Regions from separate parts of the Homo sapiens genome. Here regions 2, 3, 4 and 5 are each linked to region 1. The links are chromatin loops, found by intact Hi-C in ENCODE. Cell type or tissue: IMR-90. All regions are shown on one strand. Links, peaks and the distances in the headings refer to the core of each region. The heading gives the core; the rest is flanking DNA.

Region 1 (6,014 bases), core at 521-5,520:
CATGGTGGCGCATGCCTATAGTCCCAACTACTTAGGAGGCTGAGGCACTAAGAATTGCTTGAACCCAAGAAGCAGAGGTTGCAGTGAGCCAAGACTGTACTTCAGCAGGGACAACAGAGGGAGACCCTGTCTCAAAAAAAAAAAAAAGTCTAATCTATTTTTATTTATTCTTGCCAGTAGAAAAAAATAAAATTAACTTCTACTACATAGTGCTTCCTATTAAATTTTGGCACAAAAGCATTTTAAATGTTGGACTGAAATGCACTTTTGCTATTGCTAGGACTTGCTCCTTACCTAGTTTTAGATCCTCTCCACAGTTTGCTCTTGGGGCTCCTTTGCTGCCACTTTTAAGTTGTGTGATCCTCCCATGTATCTAGGTTGTCATGAAAGGGGAGGAGGTGCGGTCCAAGTTTTGGTTTGAGAGTTGAATCAAAATTTTCCAAACAGAGAAGAATACATGTATGTGAGGAGGTAAGAGAGGGACAGGATGACTGGTTAAGAGCATTCTAGGCTCAGGGATCAGCATTAGTAAGGTCAGGAAAGCGTGAAGCAATATGTTCAATAGCCGCCAGCAGTTTGGTGTTGTTGGGTTGGTTGGAGTAAGAGAACCTATCCTAGGTCTTCGACTACTGTTAGTACTAGTTCTACTACTACTATTGTTAGTACTGCTAGTACTAGTAGAACTAGCTAATAGAACTAGTACTAGTAGTAGTCGAAGAGCTAGGGTAGGTTCTTCTACTACTAGGCGAACTAGGGCAGCTGTTGGGTCCAGATCCTCCAGGGCCTAGCATGGCGACCAGGCTATCGGTCTTAGATTTTTCCCTGTAAGTTATGTGTTATGAAAGACATCACACAGGGACTTCTCCTGCCACTTAGAGCTGGAGTAGCCTCTGCCAACCCAGTCATAGTGGAATGGAACTATGAAACTAGCCAAAGGCACATAAAGCCTTTAGTCAAGACTCTTGGTTGCAAGTAACAGAAAGCCAACTAAAGACAGTGTAAGAAGAGAAAAAGGAGTTTATTAGTTCATGGCATTGAAAAAAGTCCAGGGGTTTCTAACTTTGAGGACAGCTGCAACAGGGAACTTAAATAATTTCATCAGGATTGTTTCTTTCTCCATCTGTAGACTCTGTTTTCTTCTGTGTTGACCTAATTCCTAGGCAGATTCTTATGTCATGGCCAAGATGTCTGCCAGAAGATCCAGATTTATATTCTAACCATATGAATAACCCCAGAGGAAGGAGAATTCTACTTTTCTAGGGATGACAGCCAGATGCCAGGATTGGCTCTTGTCAGCTCAGCTTGGAGTTTGTGCTTATTTTCTGTGGACATTCATCATGGTTTTGGGCAACTTAGTGTTCTCAAATACTCTTCCTATTTAGGGGGCAGTGGGATGCTTACCTATCCAAGGGAACAGCCAGACACTGTCTGTCCAGGCCTCCCTTGCAGCCAAGATACAGTCATGTGACATAGACTCTGCCAATAAGACCCACATGTGGCTTCAATTTGGAAAAGAGCCATGTGAGGAAGCAGGCAGCATGGAAGATCCATTTTTCAGTGACCAGTGATGGCATCTGACTTTAGGGAAAACAACTGCTGAGTCTCTGATGTTTGCTCCCCAACATCAACAGCTTTCACTCTGGGTTCTCATCCAGTGGAAGCAGCAGTTAGGCTTTGCTGGAACAATCTTGAGGTTGGAAATCTCACTCTGGTCCATCCGAGAGCTTTACTAAATCACTTTTTGCTCTCAACTTGCTAGAGTGACTAACTACGACTCTGGACAGATCTGCCATCCCTGAATTCGTCACCATGGCCGTGTCTTGCTCATTTTCCCAGCCCTGAAATTACTGCAGAGTCAGTCTTGCGAAACCATGCAGCTGAGAAGTAGGGGAAGGGTGATGCCCTGAAGGAAAATTGAGATGCTCAAGGGGCGATCAATGCTGAGCATGTAAAAGCAACAGATGTCCACCTCTCCCTTTCTTTTAAGGACTCTCATCAGCCTCCTGTGACCTTAATGGGCTGGCACACTCCTTAATCTACAGTGTGCTTCTAATAGATTTTCTTTCAAAACCTAAATTATCCCTCCTTACCATCTCCTCCAGGGACTTTGGGCTCCTTTAACTGGAGGTAGAAAGAAGTTTACTGCACAGCACAGTCTGGGGACAGAGGGTGTGCATGCCATTAAATTTCTTTGCTATCTCCCTCCAAGAGTTGGCTGCTGTTTGCACATAATAGTAAGACGGAAGGATTATTAGGGAAATTTGGTCACCCTAGCTGTGGCATAGTGCAAAGAAACATGGGAGAGAAGAAAGAAACTTGGGGTAAGCCATAGTTCTGCTGATCTCTAACTATTCAAGAAGGACGTTGCTCATTCTGGAACCTTCATATCCGACCTATGAATGTGCTAGACTGGGTGACTCCGTTCCAGGTTAGCTGTAATGGATCAAGGAATCCTAAAGGGGAATTAAAGGGCTCAGAAGCAAAACTATTGGTACTCTAGTGACATCTGGTGGTTATCCTGAATTTAAAACCTCTGACTATTTTTTTGATGTCTGATTTTGTTTCATTGCATTCTATCAAGAATATTGATTATGCTATAGAATGGCCAAGATTTGTTGGCTTCTTTTATTTGTGCTGTGTTTTTCTATCCACTAGACTCTGTCCCTGGGCAATAAGCTTTCAGTGGAAATTAATCGGTTTGACTTTTTTCTAGAATTTTATACCTTATGAGTTAGTGGTTTATCATAACCTAAGAGGTCATCTTTTTTTTTTTTTTTCTTGAGACATGGTGTCATTCTGTCACCCAGGCTGGAGTGCAGTGGTGCAATCATGGCTTGGCTCACTGCAGCCTTGACCTGCTAGGCTTGGATGATCCTCCTACCTCAGCCTCCAGAGTAGCTGGGACTACAGACATGCACCACCATACCTGGCTGATTTTTTTGCTTTTTTTTTTTTTTATATATAGAGATGGGGTTTCACCATATTTCCCAGGCTGGTCTTGAACTCCTGGACTTGAGCAATTGACTCACCTTGGCCTCAAAAAGTGCTGGGATTACAGGCATGAGCCACCATGCTTGGCCTAAGAGGTCATACCCTTATTAGTTGTAGCTAAAAAGGCTTCCAGATGCATTAACTTCTTTTGCTTTCCTTTAGAACTCTATGAACAAGAATGCAACGGAGAGACTGTGGTCTACTGGGAAGTGAAGTACCCTTTTCCCATGTCCAACAGAGACGTATCCTTTCCACAAGGTACTCATTCCCTGGCCCTCTAAGTGTTTCTGTGTTCCTCAGCTGCAGTCTATTGCAGAGAGGTAGAGCTGGTTTCTCAGCAGGCACAGATAACATTGTCTCTGATTCTTGCAGCAGCATTTGCTAAAGATATTGCTTCTTGTATGGTGTTTGGAGAGCTCAGAGTGTGATTTCTGGGCCCAACCACATGAAGTGTCTGTAATTTTGGTCACTGGAGAGCAGCTCTTACTTTCCTAAGAAGTTTCCTAGGCCTTGAAATTGTCAGGCCACAGAATTGGGGATCTGGAAGGAACTTCTTATAAAAAGTGCTTGTTACAGCTCCCTCAGTCTACAGAAGGAAAAAGGGCTCCCAAAGAGGTGATAGGACAGAGGCACATAGGTGGTTAGTGGCAGAGCAGGTGCTGGAACTCAGGCCTCTGCATTTCCAGCTCTCTCCGCCTCCCCCATCTCAGTAGACCCCACAGAAATCCCTCCTTGATTGTTGGCTCTGGACACTGACTGTAAGCTTCTTCCCCTCAATGTCCTTGTTTATGAAATGAAGCAGTTGAATGAAATGTAGGGAGGCTTGGCTGGCACTGTAAGGTCTTCAGAAGCCCCCTTAGGACTAAGCTGGGGGGCTAGGATGGAATTTTGGGGGTGGGTAGGATGGAAGTAGGATGACTCCTAGGTAAGATTTTGACTCCTTCACCATGCTCTTCAATCCCAGCAGCGGAGTGTTTTACAGGTTCAATTTCCATGTAAGATCCTTTTAGCAAAGGGTCTCTTGGAGTCAAAAAAAAGTTTGGAAGCCACTGAATTAGATGAACTGCCAACACTTCAAAGGTGTTCTGCCAAATTTTAATCACTATATCAAGATAATTCTTCCTCCGTGGAGTATCAGATGATATCTATCACATGAGCTGAGAAAGTTGGGGGAGAGAGTGGAACAATATTTGCTAAAAGGAAAAAGTAAAAGGTGTAGGAGAAAGGAACCCAGTGACAAATCAACATCTCTTTCCTGAAACATTTAAGAACTTTACTTATTAGTGTATAAGAGCATGGAGCAATAGACTGTCCAATGTGAGGGTGGGGCAACAGGGGGCGCTGTCAAGACACTGAGGTGGGACTGAACGCGGGTGGCTCACGCCTGTAATCCCAACACTTTGGGAGTCCAAAGTGGGCAGATCACTTGATGTCAGAGTTCGAGATCAGCCTGGCCAACATGGAGAAACCCTGTCTCTATTAAAAATACAAAAAAATTTAGCTGGGTGTGGTGGGCGCCTGCAATCCCAGCTACTCCGGAGGCTGAGGTGGGAGGATCACTTGAACCCAGGAGGTGGAGGTTGCAGTGAGCCGAGATCGTGACACTCTACTCCAGTCTGGGTGAGACTCTGTCTCAAAAAAAAAAAAAAAAAAGACACTGAGGTGGGTGGAGGCTGAGACGGCTGCCATGTTATAGTAAGTGTAATTGTGTTGTGCGTAGTGACTTTTTGATTATTTTAGGTTTTTGATTCCTTTGAGTGGGAAACCCAAAATTCTGTTTTATGAAAGTGTAACTAACAAACTAAATATCTGAGCTCCATCCAACTATGAAATTCTAAGTAGGTTTTGGAGCCAGATCTGGGATAAAAATTCATGTTTCATCACTTCAGCTGGGATGTGGGATTTTTGGCAAGGTTCTTTTCCTCTCTGAGCCTCACTTTTGTCATCTGTAGTATGGGGATACTCATACCAAACTCACAGGGTCTTTGTAAGGATCCAAATTTAAGCTGTATGTCAAGTGCATGATGTTACATGATAAAGGCTCGATAAGTAGTGATTCCTGTTGTTTCATAGACTTTCATTATCCTCCCTAGAATAGTGCCGTAAACTTAAGGGTTCTTCTGTCAAGGCTGATGGACATGAAATGGTTTTGTTATTCTTGGTAAACTAGTGTTAGCCCAGAGAGGACATCTGCCTACGAAATATTCATGTAGTCCCATGTCTTCCTATGGTCATCAGCTGTAACATTGCTTGACCATTTACTATGCATAAAGGTCAGTAATTAGAGCATTGGGTGAGGCCAGAACAAAGAGGAATGACACCATTGTCTGTCGAGTGCTTACTCTGCCCAGGTCTTTCTCTAATGCCCCCACCAAGCCTGTCTGCAAGGCAGTGTTACTCCCTTTCCTACATAGGGAATCTGAGTCTCAGCAAGGCTGAGTAGCTTACCTAGGACCACACAGCTGTTAAGTGACCATTCCTCTGTCATCTCCCAGTGCCTTCTTGGAGAAAGGAAATGTGGTTTCCTCACATAATTAAAAGCATGAAGGGATCACTCACAGGTAAGTAATACATGCTCTTTGGTGAGAATACTAGGTGGTGTGAGGCACAGTCTTGCAGTGCAGGTATGGAGACAGGGCACGTCAGTGAACTAGTGGTAGAAAGGAGCAAATGCCAAGTGGGAGGCACAGAATCACCTCCCTTTGCTTCCAGCTTGTGGCGCTTTCCTTCTGTCTGTCTACAATGCTGGCGTTGGTGTCTTGCCTTAACTGGCTATGCAGTATGTCTACCTTCGGCAGCGGCGAGACCTGGACATGGAAGGGAGGAAGATCCATGTGATCCTGGCCCGGAGCACCTCCATGCCTCAGCTTGGCGAGAGGTCTGGGGTGATCCGGGTGAAGCAATACAAGCAGAGCCTGGCGATCGAGAGTGACGGCAAGAAGGGGAGCAAAGGTAAAACCCATGGTGCCTGTCAGTGCACCCAGCCAGGGGTCCCCCACGGGAGGGCCAGGCTGATGGGGGGA
Region 2 (6,014 bases), core at 739-5,738, 240 kb before region 1:
GATAAAAAAAGATCTTGGCAGGGGATTAGAGAAATATTATAATGAGGAAAGAGGTCCTAGTTTAATGCTGTGGGCTGAATTGTGATTTCCAGAATTCATATATTGAATCCCTAACCTCAGAATGTGACTGTATTTGGAGATAGGGCCTTTAAAGACATGATTAAGTTACCATGAGGCCATTAAGGTGTCCTTTGAAGAAGAGGAAATGAGACCACACAGGGAGACAGCAGGGATGTGCATACTCAGCAAAAACACCACATGAGGGGCTGGGTGTGGTGGCTCATGCCTGTAATCCCAGTACTTTGGGAGGCTGAGGTGGGCAGATCACGATGTCGGGAGATCGAGACCTTCCTGGCCAACATGGTGAAACCCTGTCTCTACTAAAAATACAAAAATTAGTTGGGCATGGTGGCACGCACCTGTAGTCCCAGCTACTTGGGAGGCTGAGGCAGGAGAATTGCTTGAACCCGGGAGGCGGAGGTTGCAGTGAGCTGAGATTGTGCCATTGCACTCCAGCTTGGGCGACAGAGTGAGACTCCGTCTCAAAAAAAAAAAAAAAAAAACATGTGAGGACAAAGCAAGGAAGCAGCTATAGACAAGCCAAGGAGAGAGGCCTCAGAAGAAACCAGACCTGCAGACATCTTGATCTTGGACTTTCCAGAGCCTCCAGAACTGTGAGAAAAATAGGTTTCTGCTGTTTAGGGCACCTAATATCTGGTATTTTGTTATGGCAGTCTCGGCCGACTAATACATCCAGCTTCAGGGAAAAGTAATATTTTGAGTTGGGCTTTCAAATTGCCTGGCTCTATTTATATGAAGCCGAATGGAAAACATAAGCTCATTAAAAGTTTCTTTTTTCAGAAAAATTGTTTCAAGTTTTGAGGATAACATATTAATATCTAACCTCCTAAGAAAGTTTTTCTTTTTCTTTTCTTTTTTTTTAACTTTTATTTTAGGTTCAGGGGTACACGTGCAGGTTTGTTACATAGGTGAACTCATGTTACAGAGGTTTGCTGTACAGATTATTTTGTCACCCAGGTACTAACCTTAGTACCTAATAGTTATTTTTTCTGGTCTTCTCCCTCCTCCCACTCTCCACCCTCAAGTAGGCTCCAGTGTCTGTTGTTCCCCTTTGCGTCTATAAATTCTCATCATTCAGCTCCCATTTATAAGTGAGAACATGCATTATTTGGTTTTCTGTTTCTGCGTTAGTTTGCTAAGGATAATGACCTCCAGCCCCATCCATGTTTCTGCAAAAGATATGATCTCATTCTTTTTTATGGCTATGCAGCATTCTGTGGTGTATATGCACCACATTTTCTTTATGTAATCTGTCATCGATGGACATTAGGGTGATTCCACGTCTTTGCTATTTTGAATAATGCTGCAGTGATCATACACAGCATGTATCTTCATGGTAGAATAATTTCTATTCCTTTGGTTATATACCCAGTAATGAGATTGCTGGGTTGAATGGTATTTGTTTTTTAGCTCTTTGAGGAATCACCACACTGCTTTCTGCAATAGGTGAACTAATTTACACTCCTACCGACAGTGTATAGGCGTTTTCTTTTCTCTGCAACCTGGCCAGCATCTGTTATTTTTTGACTTTTTGGTAGTAACTATTCTGACTGGTATGAGATGGTATCTCATTGTGGTTTTGATTTGCATTTCTCTAGTTCACTAAAAGTTTCTAAGGGTCCAGTTGTTTCAGGAAGTCCATTATTACTAAGAGAAAATGGTATTCTATTACTAGTAACAATTGTATAAAGCTAGTGAAAAAAGTGCCCTATTACTAGTAGCAATTGTATAAAGCTAGGATTGACTTCAATCCTGGAATAGTGAAGGATCACCTAAGAGGTGGGCTATCATTACATTGTCATCATCATAATTCACATAGACTGAGAGCTTACTATGTGCTAAGTTCTCTTCTAACTGCTTTACATGCACTGAGCCATCCGATCCTCCCAGCAACTCTATGGAAGTTTATCCCTCCATTTTACAGATGAGAAAACTGAGGCACAGACAGGTTGAGGAAGTTGCCCAAGGTCGTATGTTTTTATGTGGCAGAGCCAAGGCTTGAATCTAGGCAGTGGCAATGGAGCCTGCACCTGTAACTTCTATACTGTACCTCCTTTTATATATGTTCCCCTGTCTACAGAAGGCTTTCTTCTGTAACATTGAGATGTGCTAGTTCTTAGCTTAGCCTTCTGTTAGCACCAACCTACTTTTCAGCTTTATTTTCATTATTCACATATATTTGGAAAAACTGTGTCATCCCTTGTCTCTCCACTTTTCCTTAACTCTCCTTCCCATTACCTTGCCTCATTGATTAATTGATTGATTGATTGCTGTTCTAGTTTCTTATGCCTTCTTTGCTCATCCTTACCTAAAATCCATCTTTAATACCAAGTCCAAATCCTACCTCCCCCATAACATTTTACATTACCCTTCTCCTCTGAAAATTTCATTGTATGCACAACTAATTTAGAATTAATAATGTACTTCCCAATTAAAATTCTTTTGATGACTGAATATTCTATACAAATCTTCCTAAGATTTAACTTTTCACCAGTTTTGTGTTGCATCTTCAAAATAGATTTAATTCACTGAGGATAGGGACAAAATATCTACTATATATGATACTTTGTACATAATGAAAGTGTGATAGACATTTATTGATTTTTTTTAAGACAGGGTTTCACTCTGTCATCCAGGCTGCAGTGCAGTGGCGTGATCTCGGCTCACTGCAACCTCTGCCTCCTGGGTTCAAGTGATTCTCCAGCCTCAGCCTCCTGAGTAGATGGGTCTACAGGCAGGCGCCACCATGCCTGGCTAATTTTTGTATTTTTAGTAGAGATGGGGTTTCTCCATGTTGGCCAGACTGGTCTCGAACTTTTGTGCTCAAGCGATCCGCCTGCCTCGACTTCTCAAACTGCTGGGATTACAGGCGTGAGCCACCACACCAATTACAGAGCTGTAATTGATTTGTTTTGATTTGGGAAAACAAACAAAAAACTGGAGATAGAGAAAGGAAACAAATGTGGCCAACAAGGCCATTCTAATTTATAGCTAGCACCATTTTGAATGAATTATATATGTTAGTTCCTTTAATCTTTACAACGTTTCTCTAAGAGCAATACTACTATTATTATTATTAATTATGATTATTATTTGAGATGGAGTCTCACTCTGTCCTCCAGGCTGGAGTGCAGTGGTGCGATCTCGGCTCACTGCAACCTCCACCTCCCGGCTTCAGGCGATCCTCTCACCTCAGCCTCCCAAGTACCTGGGATTACAGGTGTGCGCCACCACATCTGGTTATTTATTTATTTTTTATTTTTTGTATTTTCAGTAGAGATGGTGTTTCACCATGTTGGCCAGACTGGTCTTGAACTCCTGAGCTCAGGTGATCCACCCGTCTCGACCTCCCAAAGTGCTGGGATTACAGGTGTGAGCCACCTCGCCCGGCCGAGAAAGACTATTATTATCCCCATGTTATAGATGAGGGAAATGAAGCCTAGAGGTACTATGCAGTTTGTCCACTATAACACAGTGCAGGCAGCTGCAGTCTGCCTCCTCGCCAGCAGAGGGCATTAAGAGACCATGACCATGTGTAAGTCTAAGATTTATGGTCCAATTTTCCTTCCCATCAGGATCAGGAAATGGACAATAATGGCTTTTGGATGATCATGGAGTTTTCTCATTTTCCACTTCTTTATATCACCAGTGACATTCTTTGGGCGACAACAGAAAAAATAAGCTAATTTTTTCCCACATGACCACACACAGTTTGCCTCTGGCTCATTTCTTTCCCCTCCCCACACTCTCAGTCTCCTTCCCCACTTCAAGGAACTGTTTTCCCCTATAATAATGCATTTGCTGGAATTATCTGTGGGGAATGTCCAAATCCCAGGATACCACCAAGCCTCAGGGCTCAACGGTGGCTCTACTCCCCTCAGCTGTTGGCTCTCAGCACTCTTAAGATCATTTTATTATTGCAAGCCTGAAAAATGAAATTACTTCGGAAGAAGATACCCTCCCAGTTCTGCAATGCACTCAAAAAGTGTCTTTTGGATGATCTTTTGTTTGGCAGATTTGTAGTTTAAAATGGTGGTGGGGGTGTTTTGTAGAAACAGAATGTGATTCTGCTCTATGTCCTCATGTTATTGACCATCTTCAAAAAGGATTTTTACTGCTAGAATGTGAGAAAAAGAGAAAGGAAAAGTTATATGGACCAATTATCTCTGGCTGCTAAGGAACATTCAGAGATGAAAGCTGCCACAGCCAGAAACAATATTTCTCTCCTGGTGGGGATTCTCTGGTTTCCTCAGAGTCCTTAACTTCTGAGAATATGGTTTAAGTAGCAAGAATTTTAAATTTAGCCAAGATCTAGTGAGCCATAGCTTCTAGAAGTCAGAGTACATCAGAAAAAGGAGGGACTAAGAACATTTGGCGCAATCCACTGATTTTATGATCAGGTCGCTAGGCCTGTGGGATCCAGTTTTTCTCAGTCTGTGGCTCTTTCCCTCACATCTACTCTTATTGTCAACTAAAGTGACCTGTCAGGGAAACTGTGTTTTCTTTATAGGTTTGCATGAGGGTGACACTATAGGCAATTTGAAGTATCTTTTTCCTTCTTTTTATAGGTTTGCATGAGGGTGACACTATAGGCAATTTGAAGTATCCTTTTCCTTCTTGGAGAGAAACACTGCATGTGCACGCTTACCAAGAGAGGGCACCCTCTGAGCAGGAATTTTCTCTTGTAGTCCATTTTACAGTCAGAAAAAATAGGCTGCCACTCTGCAGATCAGGGGAGAAGAGAACTATCAACTTAGGTTTGAACACCTTGTGTCTGTCGTCAGAAAGCATTAAACTTAGCAGGGGTGGCAGAAACCAGGGTCTGCCTACTTAGCCCCAGAAGACTAACACCTACCCCTTTTTCTGCACCTGCGTGCAGCTTCATATGCGTGTTCATGCTGGCCTTTTCCTGAAATGCCTTTCCCGTTCTTCCTCCTCTGGAAAACTCCTAGTCACTGGTCAGAGTCTTAGGTTGCACCCTTCACTTTTCAGCCTTCTCTCCTTTATATTCCAGAACTTTTCACATGCCAGGATTAGAGCACATATTACCCATTATTTTAGTGTGTCTTACGGTTTGCAATATGAAGCCCTTAAAAATCTACATTGTGTTATCTCATTGTTCTCCAACTGCCTAGCCTCATGTGAGGCACAATAATAAATGCCTGACAAATGCTTGTTGCCTATGTGAACACATAAATCAATACCATTGCTCACGATTATTTACTAACCAGGATAACAACACAGGTGGGTGGGATTATTCAAGGAAGTTCTTTTTTTTCAATTTCATATAATATATATTTTTAAAGATAGGGACTTACTCTGTCACCCAGGCCTGAGTGCAGTGGTGCGATCATAGCTCACTGCAGCTTCAAGCTCCTGGTCTCCAGTGATCCTCCAGCCCCAGCCTCCCAAGTCGCTTGGATTATAGGCGCACACCACCAAGCACAAGCACAGCTATTCAAGGAAGTCTTTTTTTTTCTTTTCTTTTCTTTTTTTTTTTTTTGAGTTGGAGTCTCACTTTTGTTGTCCAGGCTGGAGTGCAGTGGCACGATCTCGGCTCACTGCAGTCTCTGCCTCCCGGGTTCAAGCAGTTCTGCCTCAGCCTCCTGAGTAGCTGGGATTACAGATGCCTCCCACCACACCTGGCTAATTTTTGTATTTTTAGTAGAGACAGGGGTCTTACCATGTTGGCCACGCTGGTCTCGAACTCCTAACCTCAGATGATCTGACCCTCTAGGCCTCCCAAAGGGCTGGAATTACAGGCATGAGCCACTGCACCAGCCTCAAGGAAGTCTTAAACCTATAACGTAATTGTTTTTACTCTTTCTGCTAAGACAGTTGGAAGAAAATGCAATTTGCATATACAGAAAAGTAGCTAAAGAGCTCTGGATGAAGAACCAGGAAATCTGGGTAGAATTGAAGCTCTGCCACAA
Region 3 (5,982 bases), core at 983-5,982, 53 kb before region 1:
TCCCAAAGTCTCCCAAAGTGCTGGGATTACAGGCGTGAGCCACTCCACCTGGCCCCACTCTTTAGCTTAGACACCTGAGACTGTGTTGCTCAGCTTCTACTTGAGACATTCCTTCAAGAACCAGGTACTGACAGTTTACTGTGTACCAGGCAGGATAGGCAGTGTGGCTAAGTGAGTGGGTTCTGGATTTTGAACTCAGGCCCTAAGTGTGCTCACTATGTGATCTCATTTAATGGCTTCATCTATGTCTCAGTTTCCTTATCCGTGAAATGAAGGCAATAATGGTATCTATTTCACTAGGCTGCTGTGAGGATCAAATGAGATATTCCATGTGGAGCTCAGAATATGACCTTTGGAGCATAATGGATGCTTGATAAATGCTGAAGCTGGGACTGCGATGACTTAAACTTCCAGTCTCTAGTTTGGTTTCCTGATCTCCAGAGCACTTCCCGAGAATTTCTCTTTCGCTGCTTTGCTCCTCCAAAGTCCAAATCTAAATCCTACTTTCCCATTCCAAATCCTTCTCCTATCTCTAACTTGCTATGCTGTATCAAGCCCACATTCTTGTGCTACGTCTCCTTTCTTAAAACTTTAAAAGCAGATGTTACACCCATAAAAATGGCTAAAATGAAAAAAGATGAAAAATACTAAAAAATGGCTGAAGATGTAGTGCATCCAGACTCTGAAGAGTGCTGGCAGGAGAGTACACTGACTCAATCACTTTGGAAAACTTTCTGGCAATAAGGCTGAACACATACTGTCCTTTAATCCAGGAATTCCACACCTAGGTCTACCCTCAGCAGAAACATGCACATACGTACATCAAAAATCATGTAGAACAAATTTCATCATAGCACAATATTAGCTACCTACTGCTGCAAAACATATTACCCCCAAACTTAGCAACTTAAAACAACAGACATTTATTATCTCACAGTTTCTGTGGGTGAGGAATCTGGGAATAACTTAGCTGGGTTCAGGGCCAAGGTACCCATTAGGTACGGCAGGCACCAGGCCTAGGGACCACGATGCTTGTTAGTACAATTTCCTCCTTCCAGTGAGTGAGATACTTCCTTTTTGTTGTAATGGAGGAAGGGGCCCACAAAGACAAAAGTGCATAGGTCCCATAAAGTCACCGTGCAGCCCTGGCTGGATGGGTTTCTCATGAGGTCTGTCAAGCTGTCATCCGGGAACACAGTCCTTGGAAGCCTCCCCTGGGAAAAGATCCACTTCTATGCTCACTCAGGTAGTGGCTGGCAGTTCTTAGTTCTTCTCTAGTTGTTGGCTGGAGACCTCAGTTTCTCACCACATGGGCCCCTGCATGGCTGCCTGAGTGACCTCAGGACATGGTAGATGGCTTCCCTCAGAGAAAGAGGGAGTGAGGGAGAGTGGGAGCAATCAAAAGAGAGAAAAAACAAGATGTCTTTATAACCTAATCTTGGAAGTCAACTACTACCCCTTCTGCCATATTCTATTGTTTACACAAACCAACTCTGGGACAATGTGGGAGGAGGCCACAGAATCTGTGAATACCAGGAGTCCGGGATCATGTGATACCGTTAGAGGCTGGCTACCAAAAATACTATCTTCAGTCATTAAAAACTAGAAACTATCCAAATGTCTATCAACAGTAGAAAGACTAAATAAATGATACTGTATTTGTACAATGGAATTCTACACAGCAATAAGAATGAACCATTTATAACTACGTACAACCATATAGATTGTAGCTCATAAACATAATGTTGCAAGAAGAAGCCAGGAACAAATAGTATACTTGATACGATTCCACTGATGCAAAGTTAAAAAACAGGCAACACAACTCTGGGTGTTAGAGGCCACATAGTGGTTTCGCCTGGAGAGATACTGATGGAAAGTAGATACAAAGGGAGCTTTTGGGTGCTGGCAATATTCAGTATCTTTGTCTGGATGTTAATTCCACAAGTTTATAAAAATTCATTGAGCTGTACAACTTTCTCTGTGTAAATTATACTTTAACAAGAGTTTTTCAAAAGTAGATGTTGTAATACCTGTATTGTCTCCTTTTGCTAAAGAGACATTCTGGAAATGATTTTGGTTATGGCTAAGCATAAAACTGGGTGCTATAGGCTGGGCGTGGTGGCTCACACCGGTAATCCCAGCACTTTGGCATGCCAAGGCGGGCGGATCACGAGGTAAAGAGTTGGGGACCAGCCTGACCAATATGGTGAAACCCTGTCTCTACTAAAAACACACACCAAAAATTAGCCAGGCGTGGTGGCGGGCACCTGTAGTCCCAGCTACTCAGGAGGCTGAGGCAGAAGAATCACTTGAACCGGGGAGGCAGAGGTTGCAGTGAGCCGAGATCGCACCTTTGCACTCCAGCCTGGGCGATAGAGTGAGACTCCGTCTCAAAAAAGAAACAAACAAACAAAACAACTGGGTGCTATAGACTGAATGTCTGTTCCCTTCCACCCCCCAATTTATATGTTGAAATCTCATCTTCAATGTGGTATTTGGAGGTGGGGCTTTTGGGAGTTTATTCGGTTATGAAGGTGAAATTCTCGTGAATGGGATTACCACCCTTGTAAAACAGGCCACAGAGAACTCCTTTGCCCCTTCTACCATCTGAGGGCACAGCAAGAAGGCTTCACTTATGAACCAGAGAGTGGGCCTTCCGCAGACATGGAATATACTGGCACCTTGATATTGGACTTCGCAGCCTTCAGAACTGTGAGAGAGAAACATTTCTGTTGTTTATAAGCCACCCAGTCTATGGTACTTTTGTTATAGCAGCCCAGAGGTTTAAGACACTGGGGCAACTACAATGTGTGGTCAACCTATTGTTCCTGGTGCTAGGCCTCGCCTGCTGTGAGATCTTAGCTGAACAGTCCCTTAACCTCTCTGAACTATAGTTTCCTCAATTGTAAAGTGGAGTGAACACTTATACTCCCAGCCTCAGAGTGTGGTGAAGAATATCAGGTACAGTTGAGTGCTGTTACACTATCGAGCACTATAATATCAAGATCTTCCAAGTTCAGAACCGTAATACTTGCCTGGAGACCAGAATATGTATCGCCTATTTAACATCTCTCTCACCTGTATTCCTCTCTTTCTCTTTAGGGATGGTGGGGGGGAGCGGGTGATGGAAAGTAGGTTTGAGGCTTTGTGATCTGGCTCTCTGGGGTTCATCCTTTGGCCTCAAACTTCTGTGCTATCACGTGATCTCCTTGTGCAGTTTCTCCAGGCAGGATTCCCTAGATTAACCAAGAGAGTAAGATGGGGAGCAGAGCCACCATACAGCTATGATTCTCACCTGGGCCAGAGACCAGCTGCACAGAACAAGGTTAAAAGTTGTTTCTGTGCACTCTGGGATGTCTGTGTTTAGGGGGAATTCCACTAGGTGATATAGCTGGTTTCTGATATTCTAGGGAGGAGTCAGATTATCTTTTTAATACATTTATGCATGCATTTTATATGCATTCATTTATTTTCTGTCGCACCTGCATATTTGTATATAATACAACCATTTGTAAAGATAGACCTTACCCAATAAAAACATTTTATGAGATAATTGTGATAATTTGTAATCCCAATTTGAGTTTATTCTCCTCGTGGGAGTTGGGGTTCACAGTGTGTAGAACTATCTCTGCGCCGTGCAGCTATGTAACAGTATATACCTTTTAATGTGACTAGAAGCTCCCTAAATGGAGCAAGTCTTTCCCGTACTAACAGAACCCCAAGATAGCCACTGTGAAGTGGCTTAGGGAAGTGTGTAAGGGTGGGATAAATGGAGAATCTCCACCAACTCCTCACGTTTAGGAGAGATTTGATCCCATTTTGGTTATTACAATTTAGGTCTTTCCATAGAACTGTTTCTTCTGGGACTCAAGTAGCTGCATGGGGCCCCCTGGTGGCCGGAAATAATTCATGAGTTTGCTTTTCAAGCATTTTGAAGGCCAGGTCAGGCTAGAGAAGAATAGAGAGTAAATATTCGCCTCCAACTGCTGCTTACAGTGGAGGTGTAATAGAGAGTGAGATGGCCTCTTTGGGGGAAAAATGAGAACTAAACTTTTTTCTTTAACGAGATTAGAATGGACTATAATTCTGGATAAACCATTCACTTTCTGATTTTTTATTTTTTGGCTCATTTAGCACCTTAATTAGGTACTTATTGAGTACTTAATCTCCGTAAGCCATTATGTTAGGCATTTCACTAGGGTTAAAAAGAGGATCTATCACACACTTCTAAGGAGCTTTGGAATAAGGATAAAACTTATGCCACCAACACGACAGAAAATAAAAGATGCCATCAGAGAATAAAAGATGAACTCACGAAAGGGCATTTACTTTCAGATAAAAGGGAAGACTTCCGGGAAGAGGTAGCATTTGAGCTGAGTGCTGATGAGAAGCAGGATTTGGGGAGATTAAAATCAAGGAAACAATGGCACTATAAGCGAGGGAAAACACAAGTTTGGACAGACATGGAGGCAGGAAAACCAAAGTCGGGTGCAAGAATGGTGAATAGTCTATTCTGGCTAACTCATAAGGAGGTTTGGGGATTAGAGTGAGTATGAAAACTGGATACGTCCTTTTGGATCAGACTGGAGAATCTTGAACCTTGTCTGAGTAATTTCTTAATACAGCAATGCGGTGGCGGGGTGGGGGGTGGGCTTTGAGTATCTTTGCACGGAGAAGAGGCATGTGAAGGCACAGACTCACTTGCATTGAAATGAGCACAGCCCCCTAAACTTGCATTTGGTTGGGAGGAATGTTGATCTGTACGTGACACCATCTGACCTGCAAAGTCATTTTTAGGGTGTTTCCACTTACCAAAACTACCTGAGCATGAGGGAGTAGTAAGGGCCCCAGGGCTCCTGTCATGTTTAATTAAATTTCTGGACAGAAAGACTTTCAATGAGTGTGCTATGCTAGGCTGATTTTGTTTTCCAAGTTTTAAGAAACCTTCATGCCTATCTTTCGATTCTAGCTTAAGGTGGTTTAAACTACATGAATGAGCTGTATTTCTGGCTGGAGTTACAGGGTAGAGTCCTAGCTGTGGACTAGCTCAATGTCCACTGAAGAATTCAAGCAGTAACTTTATTTGCATTGTATTAGATCTAACTGAGTAAGAAACCTGAGAATCTACATTATGCCTGGCATATAGTTGGTGCTGGCATACGTGTTAAGCAAATAATTAACAACTGATTCCACAAAAATGTAATATACATTTAATAGCACATTATAAAGTTCCTGACCAAAGACGTTGATTTCCTAATTATAATAGCACAGAAATCCTTTAGAATTTAGTAAACGTAATTAAGACTATTCAGAAGTAATGAAAAACCAATATGATAAAAACAAAAATCCTCCAGTAAAGAAGGAACCTGTCCATTTGAGAGAAATACAATTGAGAACTTGCAAATGAGACAAGGGAAGATGGCAATTTGGAACTGCAATAGAAATAACTATAGCAGAAACAACCATTTAAGAAGTTTTAGCAGCAATAAGTATTTATTATTCTGAATGAAATGTACAGTTGACTTTTATATAAAAATCATCAAAAGTGCTATATTGGATTATTTTACTATTAATTTAACCCCCAACAGCATCTATTAGCTATAACTTTAATGGGTTTTTCTTTACTTCTGATACATCATTACAACTGGCTAACACTGTCCAATGTTAAAATATAAAAAATATTACTTTTCAAGATAAAGTACCACCAGTGATGAGTTATTAAAAGTATAAAATGAAAACAGACGCCAGTGAATCAATGTATTGAAAAAAATTATCACAGAATTTCATAGACATATGCGAAACCCAAGGTAATTTAGATCCTTGGCAGAACATTTTTATGATACATCTTAAGACTGTAGGTTATTTCTTTTGGAGGCAAATGTCTAGTGTGCCAGGCCTATCTTGATTTTTCTCATCTTTTCTTGGCTACTTTACAGGGTGAACCAAATACTGTCTAATGCTGTGCACTCCCATGACCCCCAA
Region 4 (6,014 bases), core at 691-5,690, 130 kb before region 1:
GCCCCTTAAAGCACCTTTAAAAAAAACCTGCCGCAGCGACATTGACACTACTTTTGGAGGCTTTAAATAACTACCAGTTCTGACTGTGGGCTCCTAAGCTGAGCAGCCCCTGCGCACATTGTGTCCCTGGCTCCCCTGGTAGCAGAAAGCTAATCAACACACCCGGGAAACCCCTGTTAGACCTCAGGCTCTGTTAGCAACAACACAACAAACAAAGGGCTTCTGGGTGTGAACTTCTGGCTGCTTCAAGAATGGTTGCTAAAATAAGGGGGTCAAAGCTACAGGTGTTCTCAGCCTTCAGAACAAGCTACTAGTGCAGAGTCAAGGCTGGGCAAGTTTGGCTGGGCCTAAGAGAAAGTTCTTAGGGTAATAGTCATGGACGGTCATGGACCATTCTGCAGACCAAAGTGACAAAGAAGCAAGGTAGCTGTGTTTGTTTTCTTACAGGACATAGCAATTGTCTAATTAAATTCTCTGCCCTTCTAAGTCATTATCTATATGACTTCTGGTTATCTTTTGATAACACAGATTGGACTGCGTTATTTCTGCTTAAAATTCACATCTGAATTGCCAGGACATAGAGAATTATGGCAATTCCATGGCAAGCATTTAGTCTCCTTCCACCATCTGGTCATAACTTACTTACCAACCTTATCTTTGGCCACCATTGTCTATGAACACTGGGTTTCAACTTCATTGCCCTTTATCCCCCAAACATGCCATTTGCTTTATTCTTCAGGGGACATTTGGTTTGGCAATGTTTGGAGACATTTTTGTTTGTCACAACTGGACAGGAATGTGCTACTGAAAATTTAGTGGACAGAGGTCAGGCATGCGGCTAAACATTATACAATGCACAGGACCTCGCCCTAAATAATGAGTTATTCAGCCCAAGATGTCAGTGGTGCCAAGGTACAGAAACTCTGACATAAGCACTTAACTCTACCTAAAATACCCTTCCTTGTTCCTTTCTCCTGCTGTCTTTTCTCAAACTGGTGAAATGCTATTCATCTTCCAAGCCCTGCTTTAATTTTCCCCCCTCTGTGAAGCCTTTCTCAACCCCACTTCCCTTCTTTTGTTGCTTTAGTTCCCTTTTTTTTTTTTTTTTGAGATGGAGTCTCGCTCTGTCGCCCAGGCTGGAGTGCAGTGGAGTGACCTCGGCTCACTGCAAGCTCCGCCTCCCAGGCTCACTGCAAGCTCCGCCTCCCAGGTTCATGTCATTGTCCTGCTTCAGCCTCCTGAGTAGCCAGGACTACAGGCGCCCGCCGCCACCATGCCAGGCTAATTTTTTGTATTTTTATTAGAGACGGAGTTTCACCATGTTAGCCAGGATGGTGTCGATCTCCTGACCTCGTGATCCGCCTGCCTCGGCCTCCCAAAGTGCTGGGATTACAGGCGTGAGCCACCGCGCCCAGCTGCTTTAGTTTCTTGGTCCAATATGGTAGTAATATTACGTCCTAAGGTCTAATATTATGTCCTAACCTCTATTAAAATACTTTAAACATTTTACTTTTTTTTTGAAAGAAGAATAGACAACAAGGGTTACTTTCTCATTTAGAACTCAGAAAATCTTCTTAAACCTCCAATTCTGTGTTTGGTGTGAGTTCATACCACACCCCGTTGTCCCGAGGGTTTCTGCGGATTGAAGTCACACTGAGCTCAGCTGGCTGCATCCTTGGCTTGTGGGTTGTCACCATACTGTGTGTGCCAGAGTCAGTGCTACACCACCTCAGCCCAAACAGGAGGAAATGCAGGCCTTTCCTCCGTATTTTCAAAACCCCTACTCACACAAGGCAATCTTAGCAGAGTAAATTTTACTGGAAGGAGGTGGGGAGGCAGTTTGCTCTGCAGCAATGCAAACAATTTCAAAGTGGACACTGGACATCTCAGTTCTAAAAGCTTCAGCCACTTCACCCAGCAGATGTTTCCAAAGTTGCCTCCCATGTTGTGCTCCCGGTGCAGCACCAGCCACACTAGTGGTTCTCTCTGTCCCTGACTCTCTTGCCTCCACCTCACCTATTCCCTCTGGGATTAGCTCCAAGAAATCTAATTTATTTTCACCTTCTTGTGTTTATTTCTGCCTTCCTCCTTTCCCTCAACTCGAATCTGTGTCCACCTTTGCTCAAGCATATCAACTGAAGCACTCAGAAGGAAAAACAAAGAGCAGTACATTTCCAGAATGACCTTGGAAGGCAGGTTTGGTTAAAAAATAGCAATTATTTTCCCTTTATTATATTTTTCTATCTGATGCCCCATCTCAAAACCACTTTCTTCAAGAACACAGACTGAAACTCCTTTATCTATATTTCAGGGCTTAGGACAGTGTTGGGTACGTTATTGATGATCAAGGAATACTGAAGAGCTGTTTTCCTATTTTGGTGCAGATGTGGAGAGAGGATTGCTTGAGACTCTTCCCAGCTCTTGAGATTCCATGTAGGTTGTGAACACTGAGGAGTGTGTGGAGCTTATGTCTGAACTTCACCTCTCTAATGTGACCATCCCTGAAATGAAAAGAAAACCAGTGCTAAATGGAAATACCTTCTTTCTTTCCCTCCCACAGCTCGTGCATATCTCTTCTACACTCAATCAGCATCTCTAGAGGAGGTGCCAGCTCTCTCAACAAGTAATTCCTTTTGGCCCCATCACAGAAGGGAAGTACAATCAACAGCAATGAAGCTTCTTTATTCCTTGCTAATTTAGTGCCACGACACATGATATGCACAGCTTTGTGAGTGGGAGGGTTTCAAAGCAGGAAGCTTTGGATCTGACTTAGGGAGGCTGGTTATCCACTTACGATACTTGACTTAGCAGAAGCCAGTCTTTGTGAAAGCTGTTATGGGGCCCCCTGCTGGCATTGTGACATGGAGACACTTCATCTTCAGTGAACCTACAGTTCCCTCTGGGAAGCTTCAAGTTCAACAGGGCTGTGGACTTGCAGAGATTCTTGCTGTAGGCTAGGAAAGTAGATTGTAGTACTAGTACTACTGCTAGTACTACGTTTTCTACTATCTTTGGGTTTCTTGGGCCACTTTGAAACTCTAACCACAGTGTTTTCAAACTTGCAATGGTAAAATGCATTGTAAATAAAAATTTTAACTTAAAGAATACAAATTTTTTGAATACACAATTTATTTGGAATTTTATATCATAGTAGCAAGAATAAGAACACCATTAAGATATTGTTAGAAGCATTTTCAATAAGAAAACTGATAAACTGTGCATACAAACATCATGGATGAAAGGTAATGTAGTGAAAAAGAGGGAGTGGGATGGCAGGGAACATAGGCAGATCTGATTCCTAATTCCAGTCTTGCCAACAGCTAGCTCTGAGAACTTAAATCATGATCTCAGTTTCCTCATCTCTCTGTAAAAACAGGATAACAGTAGTTATCCTGCCAAGAGTATAGATTTGCAAGGTGGATCTAAGGAAACAGAGGATTTGGAAAAGTTTGGGGAACTTAAAATAGTTTTGCAGAGAATAACAATAACATTGGCGTTATCTGGGCTACAATGGCTAAACCAGGTGATGGTCTTGTAGCAGTCTTTTGAGAGAGTGGGCCATGATCATGGCAAACTGACATTGTCCAGGCTTTCTGCTTAAATGGGCCCTCTGTTGTTTGGAGTTGCATTCACTGACACTTTTCAAGCAGTTCAGACAGTGTGGGGAGGAGTAAGATGTGGTTCTGGATGATGGTGGTATGAAAACCCTGAAACCACTATGCCTAGGAGCCTCCCACAGATTTTTGGAGATCCCCAGGTGGTCACTGGGAACATTCCTTCAGGGCCTTTCAAGGGTGTTTACTGTGGCAGTGGGAGGGGCCCTGGAATTAGATACCATGGAGACCTCCCTGAAAGAGACCCTGCAGTTCCATGGCCTCAGGCTAACCACAAAAAAAACAAGAACTTCCGGTTCAGTGGCAAATACCATTTTTTATAACTGGGGACCTAATCATTAAAACTAAAGGGCTTGTGTGCAATTTTAGGTACAGGACCAAGACTAGTCTTCCCAAAGACAGGTCCAGGAGGGCCTTCCTTCACTAATCCATCATTTTTCTGTTACCCTGAAGTTAGGTTCCTGTCCATGAATGCCCATCCTGTTTCTTTATGTGTGTGGGGGGTATTTTCTCCTTCAAGTTGGTACAAATCCCACAAAAGGCTCTATAGGACATGTCAGTGTTGGGAAAGATGGAATTCTATGGGTACTGTTCATCTCTCAGGAGCTCCACCACAGTAAGCATATTTTACAAGATGTGAAATATATCCATTAACAAACTTGAGGACGGCAAAGGAGTTCAGGAAATAGATGCCTATGGCTGATAAGAATTAACTTCAGAAGGCTCTTTCTCAACCCTCTGTCTCACTCCTAGTTGTTGTAGGAAAGAGAGGGCACCCTTAAGTGGGGCAATTGAGGGAAATTTAATGAAATGACTATTTACAAAGAAGTGGAACAGTTAAAGGAAATCAACAAGGGATAGGAAAGCATTTAAGAGCTAGCAATAGCTGGGAGCCATTATCATCCTCAGATCTGATGGGGTAAGGGGAGAGAGTGGTTATGTGAGTACAAAGAAAGGTGTAGGAGAGAGACACTGAATAGGAACCGAAGGCTTGGGTGGAGGAACACAGTGACTAAAACCCCTAGTCCAGCAACAAGGGAGCAGGGATACGGCTACCCTATCTCGTTATCTTCCCACCCTTTTTTCTCCTTCCAGGGCTTCCCATTGGCCGAACCTAACAGGAAGCCAAAAGACAAGAACAAATGTGGAGGCTGCACATAGTCCCGGGGCGGGGGGCGAGAACCTTTCAGACAGGAAAATGGAACATATCCAGCATATTTTTGTTGTCTAAAATATCCTATTTGAGAACCAAACAAACAAAAACAACACCATGATTTAGTAGAAAGAGCATAGAGCCACGATTGAGAAGACCAACATTCTAATCTAGTCCCAGCTCTGCTACTGACTTGCCAAAAAGTCTTGGGTTGGCCACGTGGCACCCCTATGTGTTGGTACCTTCCCTTCTCCCTTCTCTAGGGTGCTGTGTGGATGAAGAGGGTTTATCAGTACAGGTGAGTGGTGAACGTGAAAAGAACAGCTGGAGCCCTGGTAAGGAGATGGGGGAGAGGAAGCAGCCACAGGTGCTGTAACTTAGGAAGAGGGAGAAGAGTAGTAATGGGGACACTCATAATCTGATGGTGAAGGAATAAGGGCAGGAGGAACAAAATTATGAGATTAAGCCAAACCCCGAGACGTTCCTCTCCTCTCATGTTCAGCAAGGCATTGGGGGATGTTCACTGACAGCTGCAGATGTAAGCATTAACAAGAGAAGATAGGGAGGCTCTGTTTATTCCCGGGTAAAAGGAACACTAACTATTTTCAGTTTGTGGTTGCTTGCTGTTCTTGCCTAGTTGCCAGACAGCACATCGGAGAGAGATGATCATGCATCTCAATGCCCATGGGTTTCAAATAGACTCGGTCTCTGTTTGCTGCTCATTCTTTAGCATGAGTCAGTAGAGTAGGGGATCTGCTCACAACTAAAGAGAATATTAGAAGAGACAATACCTAAGGGATATCAATGAAGTACAGACCTTACCCAAGTCTCACAGTGAAAACATAGGAGAGGAGTGTGAGATAAGTGGAAGAGTTACAAGAGATGGATCAAAAGCAAATGTGTACAATCCCTTCCACGCAAGGGCTAAGCCAGGTAGAGAGAATATCTGCACAGACAGATCACTGCTGGGGTGAGATCTAGATACATGGAGCTGGGTTCACTGTCCTTGTTCCTTGTTTGGTGTCTTCTCAAAGCCACCAAGATTTGGAAAGGCCACAGTCAGGACAAGTCCTGGTTTGCTATTCCAGGAAGTAGAAGTCTAAGGGAAGAAGAGCAAACAAAGTCAAGAGAATTCAGATTTAAAGATATAGAGCATCTAAGGGCTCTAGATACTTCCAATCACACCTTCAACCAAATCTTCCACCAGGTCCTATAAGAGGCACCTGGGACTTGGGAAACTACTCCAG
Region 5 (6,014 bases), core at 476-5,475, 170 kb before region 1:
TGTCTCTAGATATTTTAAAATTTCCCTTTGATTTGTTCTTTGATTATTCAAGAGTGTGTTAATTTTCATATATTTATGAATTTTCCTGTTTTCCTTTTGCTATTAAATTTTAGTTTTATTCCATTGTAGTCAGTAAAGATACTTGGTGTGATTTCAATTTTCTTAAATTTGTTAAGACTAGTTTTATGGCTCAAAATGTGATCTACTTGGAGAATGTTCCATGTGTTCTTGAGAAGAATGTGTATTCTGCTGCTGTTGGATGGAATATTCTGTATATTTCTGTTAAGTTCATTTGGTCTATAATTTTGTACAAGTCCTCTATTTCCTTGTCGATCTTCTGTCTGGTTGATCTATCATTTATTAAAAGTGGAATATTGAATTATCCTACTATTATTGTGTTATTGTCCATTTATCCCTTCAATTCTGTCAGTGTTTGCTTCGTATATTTGGGTACTCTACTGTGAGCTGTATCTTCCTAGTGAATGTACTCTTTATCATTATATAATGTCATTCTTTGTCTCTTGTTAGACAGTTTTTGACTAAAGTCTATTTTTTATATAAATATGGCCACTTCTGCTTTCTTTTGATTACCATTTGCATGGAATACCTTTTCTATCCTTTCTCTTTAAGCCAATGTATGTCTTTATACCTAAAGTGAGTTTCTTGTAGAGGGTATATAGTTGGATCTTTTTTTTTTAAACAAGAAACTATTCAGTCATTCTATGTCTTATAATTTGACAGTTTAATCCATTTACACTTAAAGCAATTACTGATAAAGAAGGACTTCCTATTGCCATTTTATTGTTTTTGGTATGTCTTGGAGTTTTCTCTCCATTTTTATTTCTTGCTGCCTTCCTTTGTGATTCATTGATTTTTTTGTAGTGACATGCTTTGATTTCTTTCTCATTTTCTTTTGTGTATATTCCATAGATGTTTTCTTGTGGTTATCATAGAGATAACATAAAACGTCTTCTGGTTATAAAATATATTTTAAACTGATTATAACTTCAATAGAATTTAAAACTCTACTCCTTTTCATTCTCTACCACCCATTAATGCTATTGATGTCATAAATTACATATTTTAATATTTTATATTCATTAATATAGTTTTATAGCTAGTTATTTATATGCTTTCTTTTAATTCTATACCTGAATTAAAAGTGATTTATACACCAGCATTACAATTTGTTTCTGTATTTATTTATATATTTACCTTTATGGAGAGCTTTAAATGTTCATATACTTTTGTGCTGCTGGTGTTAGCATTCTTTTATTTCAACTTGAAGGTCTCTGTTTAGCAATTCTTATATGGCAGGTGTAGTGGTGACCTCCCTGAACATTTATTGATTTGGGAAGGTCTTATTCTTTCATTTTGAAGGACAGTTTCCCCAGATGTAGAATTCTTTGGTAATTTTGTTTTCTTTTAGTGCTTTGACTATATCATGCCACTCCATTCTGTTATAAAATGTCTCTGCTGAGTTATCTGCTGATAACCTTATGAGAGCTCACTTTTTAATGACAAGTTGCTTTCCTCTTGTTGTTTTCCAGATTGTCTTTGTCTTTGACTTTTGAAGGTGTTATTATGACGTGTCTCCCATGGGCCTCTTTGGGTCCATCCTAGTTAGAGTCCTTTGAACTTCTTGAATTCGGACATCCACTTTCTTCCTCAGATTTGGGAAGTTTTGGGTGATTATTTCTTCAGGTAAACTCTCTGCTCCATTCTCTCTTTTCTCACTTTTTGACTTCTATAATTCATATATTGGTCAGCTTGATAGTGTCCAATAAGTCCCTTAGGCTTTCTTTTATTTTCTTCATTATTTTTTTTTTGTTCCTTGGACTTTATAATTTTAAATGAACTGTTTTTTAGTTTCCTAATTCTTTTTTCTGTTTGATCAAGTCTGCTATTGATACCCTGTAGTAAAATTTTCAATGTAGTTATTGTATTCTGCAGCTCCAATATGTTTTGTTCTTTTTTATAGTTTCTATCTTATTTTGATATTCTCATTTTGTTCATGCACTGTTTTTCGGACTTTGTTTAGTTACTTGTGTTCTCTTGTAATGCATCAAACTTCTTTAAGAAGATTATTTGAATTCTTTGTTGGCTAATTCATAGATTTCCATTTCTTGAGAGTCAGTCTCTGGAGTTTTTTTGTTTCTTTGATTGGGTTATGTTTCCTTGTTTGTGTGCTTTGTAATTTTTGTTGTGATTTTGCATTTGAAAAAAAATAACCACCTCTCCCAGTCTTTAAGGACTGGCTTCACATAGAAGAAGACATTCATCAGTCAGCCTGGTTGGAGGTTCCAGAGGTCTTTCAAACCTTTCTTGGGGATGCATTTTCTCTGGGTTTATTTCTCAATTAGATAGGTTTGCTGGTTTTTCAGGAGCTGTAGTCTCTTACTCACTCTGGTGGATGTTTATGGCACTGCAATTTTCTGGCACTTCCACAAGCCACTGAGCTCTCTCTCTTCTCAATGGCCCCCAGGACTTTGAAATATGCCAGTTTTCCATCAGTGCTTTGAGCCAGGTGAAACAGAAATCAGTTTCTTAGGAAGCCCCCAACAAAAGCCAGAAGGTTGGACACACATTTCTCTCCTTTTTTCCTCCTATGGGAAAAGCCATGATCTTGGTACTTTCTCCCTATCTTGATGAGCTATGTTGGCTCTGTCTGCAGTATTGCAAGTTCTCTGGTGCTGCTTCTAAGTTGTTGAGCTCTCTTTTGTTCTCAGAGGCTACCAGGAATCCAAAGTATGTAGGTTTCCCCATCAATGCTCTGTGCTAGGCAAGACAAAAACCAGTCCAGGCATTCCCTTCAAAAGCTGAAATGTTGAATGTGCATTCCACTCCTCTCTTTTATTTCCCAAAGAGAAGCTATATATTGGAGTTTTCCTTTTGATCATGATCTGTGCTAGCTTTGGGGAAGGTCTGATGCAGTTGACATGAAATAGCTTTTCTTACCTGTTTCAGGGGAGATGTTATTGGCTTTCAGTTTGCCTGGGATATTGCATCTTCCTAACTGGTTTCCGGCATTCTTATAAAGGCATTTTGGAGCATGTATTGTTGTTGAGTCAAGGTTTTTGTTGGGGAGTGAGGTCTTGGGCTTCGTATTCCACCATCTTGCTGATATCACTCTATAGCTACTTTTTAAGGTAACATCAAAATCTACCAAGGTATTAGATGGTCGTTACTTTATATAAATCTGTGCCATCTCCTGGAATGTTCTGTATTCTAATTAAAATACTTAATACAAAATTTATTTCAGTATGAATATTTTTGTGTCACTCTGAGGATTTGTATGCCTGAGAATATGTTTAGCATCCTGTCATACTTAAATGACAGTTTGGCTGAATATGAACTTCTTGCTCTAAGTACATTTTTCCCCCAATACTTAAAAATACTACTCTATTTTTAGAAATTCTTTTTTTGCTGTTGGTTGTTACTAGTGTTGGTGTTGAAACATCTGAAATTAATCCGATTCTCGATCAGTATTGCAGGATCTGCTTTTTATTCTCTAGGAGCTTTTGTAACTTTCTCCTTGCCTTTGATATTCTTACATTTTTTAATAAGATGTCTAATGTGGGTTTTTCTTTATTCTCCTCTTTGGAATTATCTGACTCTTTTACTGTAAAGTGTCCTCTTCTTCCTTCTTTTCTTTTATTTGGGAAAATTTATCTCCATTACTTCTTCAAATGTTTTCTTTTCTTATTATTGCTTTCTCTTTCTGGGATTTCTATTATTCTCATATTACTAATTCTAGTTGTATTTTGCTCTCCCTCCACTTCTTAGATTTTCTTTTATGTTTTATATTTTCTTGCCTTTTTATCCTTCCTTTTGAGAGATTTTTCTCAATCCGGTTTTTCACATTTTGAATCTATTCCTTAGCTAATTCATGCTATTTGTTTGATTTTTTCTTTATTTTAACTAGGTTTTTTTATATCTATTATTAATTGTAACTTTTATCATCTCTTTCGGTTCTAATGTTTCTTCTTTGGCACCATATGTAACCCGTAAGTTGTTTTTATTTAAAATAGTTGTGCTTTTCAAATGTATTTTTATTTTGCTTTGTGAGATCATTTTCCCCAGGAGATATTGGCTACTTTGTCGAGAAGGGTAGATCTTAAGCTGCAGCAGCCCTAATTAGCTCAGGTTAGGGAGCTAAGCCCTTGGGCATGGTAGGTGGGGGACGGGGTGGGTGGTGGGAGGGAGGGGGGAATGTCTGCTGATATCTTAAACTCACATGTATTTATTCTTGAAGTATATGCTTCTTTTCTCCCCCCACGGCTAATGAAACCTGCTTTCCTTTTGGTTTTCACATCTATTAATAAAACGATGTGGCTCATTTCTCATCCTCCTCCAAGAAGTGGCCAATTTCTGGTGGGTTAGAGAATTCCCAGGGGCTATAAGATAGAAATTGATGCTATTTAAAAAATGCCAGAGAGTCTTCCACTATGCCTAAATATGGCCATGGGAGAAGGCCAGGTACAGAAAAACCAATTAGTTACTTCTGGCCCTTAGGTCAAGGCCTCATTCTTTGCCCAGAGGAAGTAGCATCCTGAGATTGTAAAAGCTAATCAGTCTTAAAGAGTTTGGAAGGGGATGAATGGGGATTCTCTGCTCAAGGTTAGTCTCTACCTGTTTTTCTTAATGCCTCACAAATACATATCTTCTGCACTCCTTTGTTTGTATTACCTTGCACACCTGGACCAGAGCTGAGAGCCATAAGGATGAGGACAGAAATTGTTTGTCCGAGGCAGCAACAGAGAAGAGCAAGAGGAAAACACCAAGAGTTCCTATCTTATTGTACTCTCCCAATGTATGCCGTTATTCCTTCTATTCAAAGTCAAAGCCTCACTCATACACCAGTCCTAAACAGTATAACTCCAGCTCTCTTGACAAATTTCTAGGTATTTTCCCTCTTCAGTACTTCAGAGGAAGGAGTCAGCCATCATACTGGTTCAGCGTCTTGAAATATCTTGATTTTAATCTTATTTCTAATTTTTCCAAAAGTTTGATCTTGGACAGTTTACTTTATTTCTCCTTATTTTTTTTTCTTTTTCTTTTTTTTTTTTTGAGATGGAGTCTTGCTCTGTTGCCCAGACTGGAGTGCAGTGGCGTGATCTCGGCTCACTGCAAGCTCCGCCTCCCAGGTTCACGCCATTTTCCTGCCTCAGCCTCCCGAGTAGCTGGGACTACAGGCGCCCGCTACCCTGCCCGGCTATTTTTTTGTATTTTTAGTAGAGACGGGGTTTCACCATGTTAGCCAGGCTGGTCTCAAACTCCTGACCTCGTGATCCGCTTGCCTTGGCCTCCCAAAGTGCTGGGATTACAGGCGTGAGCCACCGCGCCCGGCCCTTAGCTTTCTTAGAATAAAATGGGACTAATACCTAACCTTGATATTGATGTAAATATTAGAAATAACATATAAGTCATTAGTGCTGTTATTGGCATAGAGTAGAAATTCAATAAACCATAGCTCCTATTATAATTATTGCTTTTGTTACTGTTGTTGTAACAGAAAATTAGAGCTGAGCCTGCCTTTCTGTTCAGCAATGGGATGTTCTGGATAATGGGATGCAATGTTGCTGTGCTCTTCGTATAAAAGGTCATCTTTACTGTGTTTAGGATAACATCACTGAGATTGTTTATTTTTCCTTTGGGGCTATGTATAACCACTCAGAGGATTTGGGGGTCCGGGCTCCAGGAAATGAAGATGTACCTGACAGCTGTCTTATGAGGGGAAGTAACTGACCCCTATAACATGATCAAAAGCAGAAGGAATGGTGTGGGTGACCATTGTGGATATTGGGAATAGCCATATTCAGATCCAGCATTTACTTTCCTTCTTGTCTGTTTCAATTCCTTTCTGTTAGAGCCCAATGCCTTCAATAAAGGAACATTACATACTACAGAGTGGCTTTCTTGTGCTTGGGTAATTAAGAGATATAACTGTCCATTTTGGGGATGATGAGTCTTGAGAAGTTTGATCATGAGATAGTAAGAAGAGTCTACAAAAA

The links. Hi-C counts contacts between places; a loop is a spot of excess contacts. Peaks named below come from ENCODE experiments on the same cell type or tissue, not always from the same donor. Only the 100,000 strongest peaks of a DNase experiment are listed, where the experiment ranks them.
Region 2: it touches region 1 in a loop (15-fold over the local background); 98 of 110 quality-filtered maps call a loop at or near these places.
Region 3: a loop joins it to region 1, with 8 times the contacts of the local background. A loop is called at or near these places in 30 of 110 quality-filtered maps.
Region 4: it touches region 1 in a loop (10-fold over the local background); 14 of 110 quality-filtered maps call a loop at or near these places.
Region 5: a loop joins it to region 1, with 10 times the contacts of the local background. A loop is called at or near these places in 14 of 110 quality-filtered maps.

What each region holds. Positions count from the first base shown.
Region 1 is chr17:55,767,953-55,773,966 of GRCh38, forward strand. It overlaps PCTP (phosphatidylcholine transfer protein), which reads left to right. Exons shown (of 6, transcript NM_021213.4): 3 at 3,154-3,233; 4 at 5,772-5,943. Among named protein-coding and RNA genes, the nearest start is that of PCTP, 20 kb to the left of the region's middle. In IMR-90, for the core only: a CTCF peak has its summit at 2,502 (motif pointing left); DNase peaks (open chromatin) are centred at 1,829 and 2,459; H3K27ac peaks cover 682 bases.
Region 2 is chr17:55,522,986-55,528,999 of GRCh38, forward strand. It overlaps a transcript of SMIM36 not described here. Among named protein-coding and RNA genes, the nearest start is that of SMIM36, 15 kb to the left of the region's middle. In IMR-90, for the core only: CTCF peaks have their summits at 3,588 (motif pointing right), 4,195 and 4,727 (motif pointing right); DNase peaks (open chromatin) are centred at 3,596 and 4,756.
Region 3 is chr17:55,714,440-55,720,421 of GRCh38, forward strand. It overlaps TMEM100 (transmembrane protein 100), which reads right to left. Exons shown (of 2, transcript NM_018286.3): 2 at 5,188-5,982. Among named protein-coding and RNA genes, the nearest start is that of TMEM100, 5.4 kb to the right of the region's middle. In IMR-90, for the core only: a CTCF peak has its summit at 3,897 (motif pointing left); a DNase peak (open chromatin) is centred at 3,892.
Region 4 is chr17:55,639,133-55,645,146 of GRCh38, forward strand. All of the region lies in intron 2 of LOC101927389 (a long non-coding RNA gene), which reads left to right. Among named protein-coding and RNA genes, the nearest start is that of TMEM100, 81 kb to the right of the region's middle. In IMR-90, for the core only: a CTCF peak has its summit at 2,837 (motif pointing left); a DNase peak (open chromatin) is centred at 2,839; H3K27me3 peaks cover 145 bases.
Region 5 is chr17:55,599,553-55,605,566 of GRCh38, forward strand. No RefSeq gene overlaps it. Among named protein-coding and RNA genes, the nearest start is that of SMIM36, 91 kb to the left of the region's middle. RefSeq lists a silencer at 2,576-2,870. In IMR-90, for the core only: a CTCF peak has its summit at 2,405; a DNase peak (open chromatin) is centred at 2,409; H3K27ac peaks cover 199 bases; H3K27me3 peaks cover 159 bases.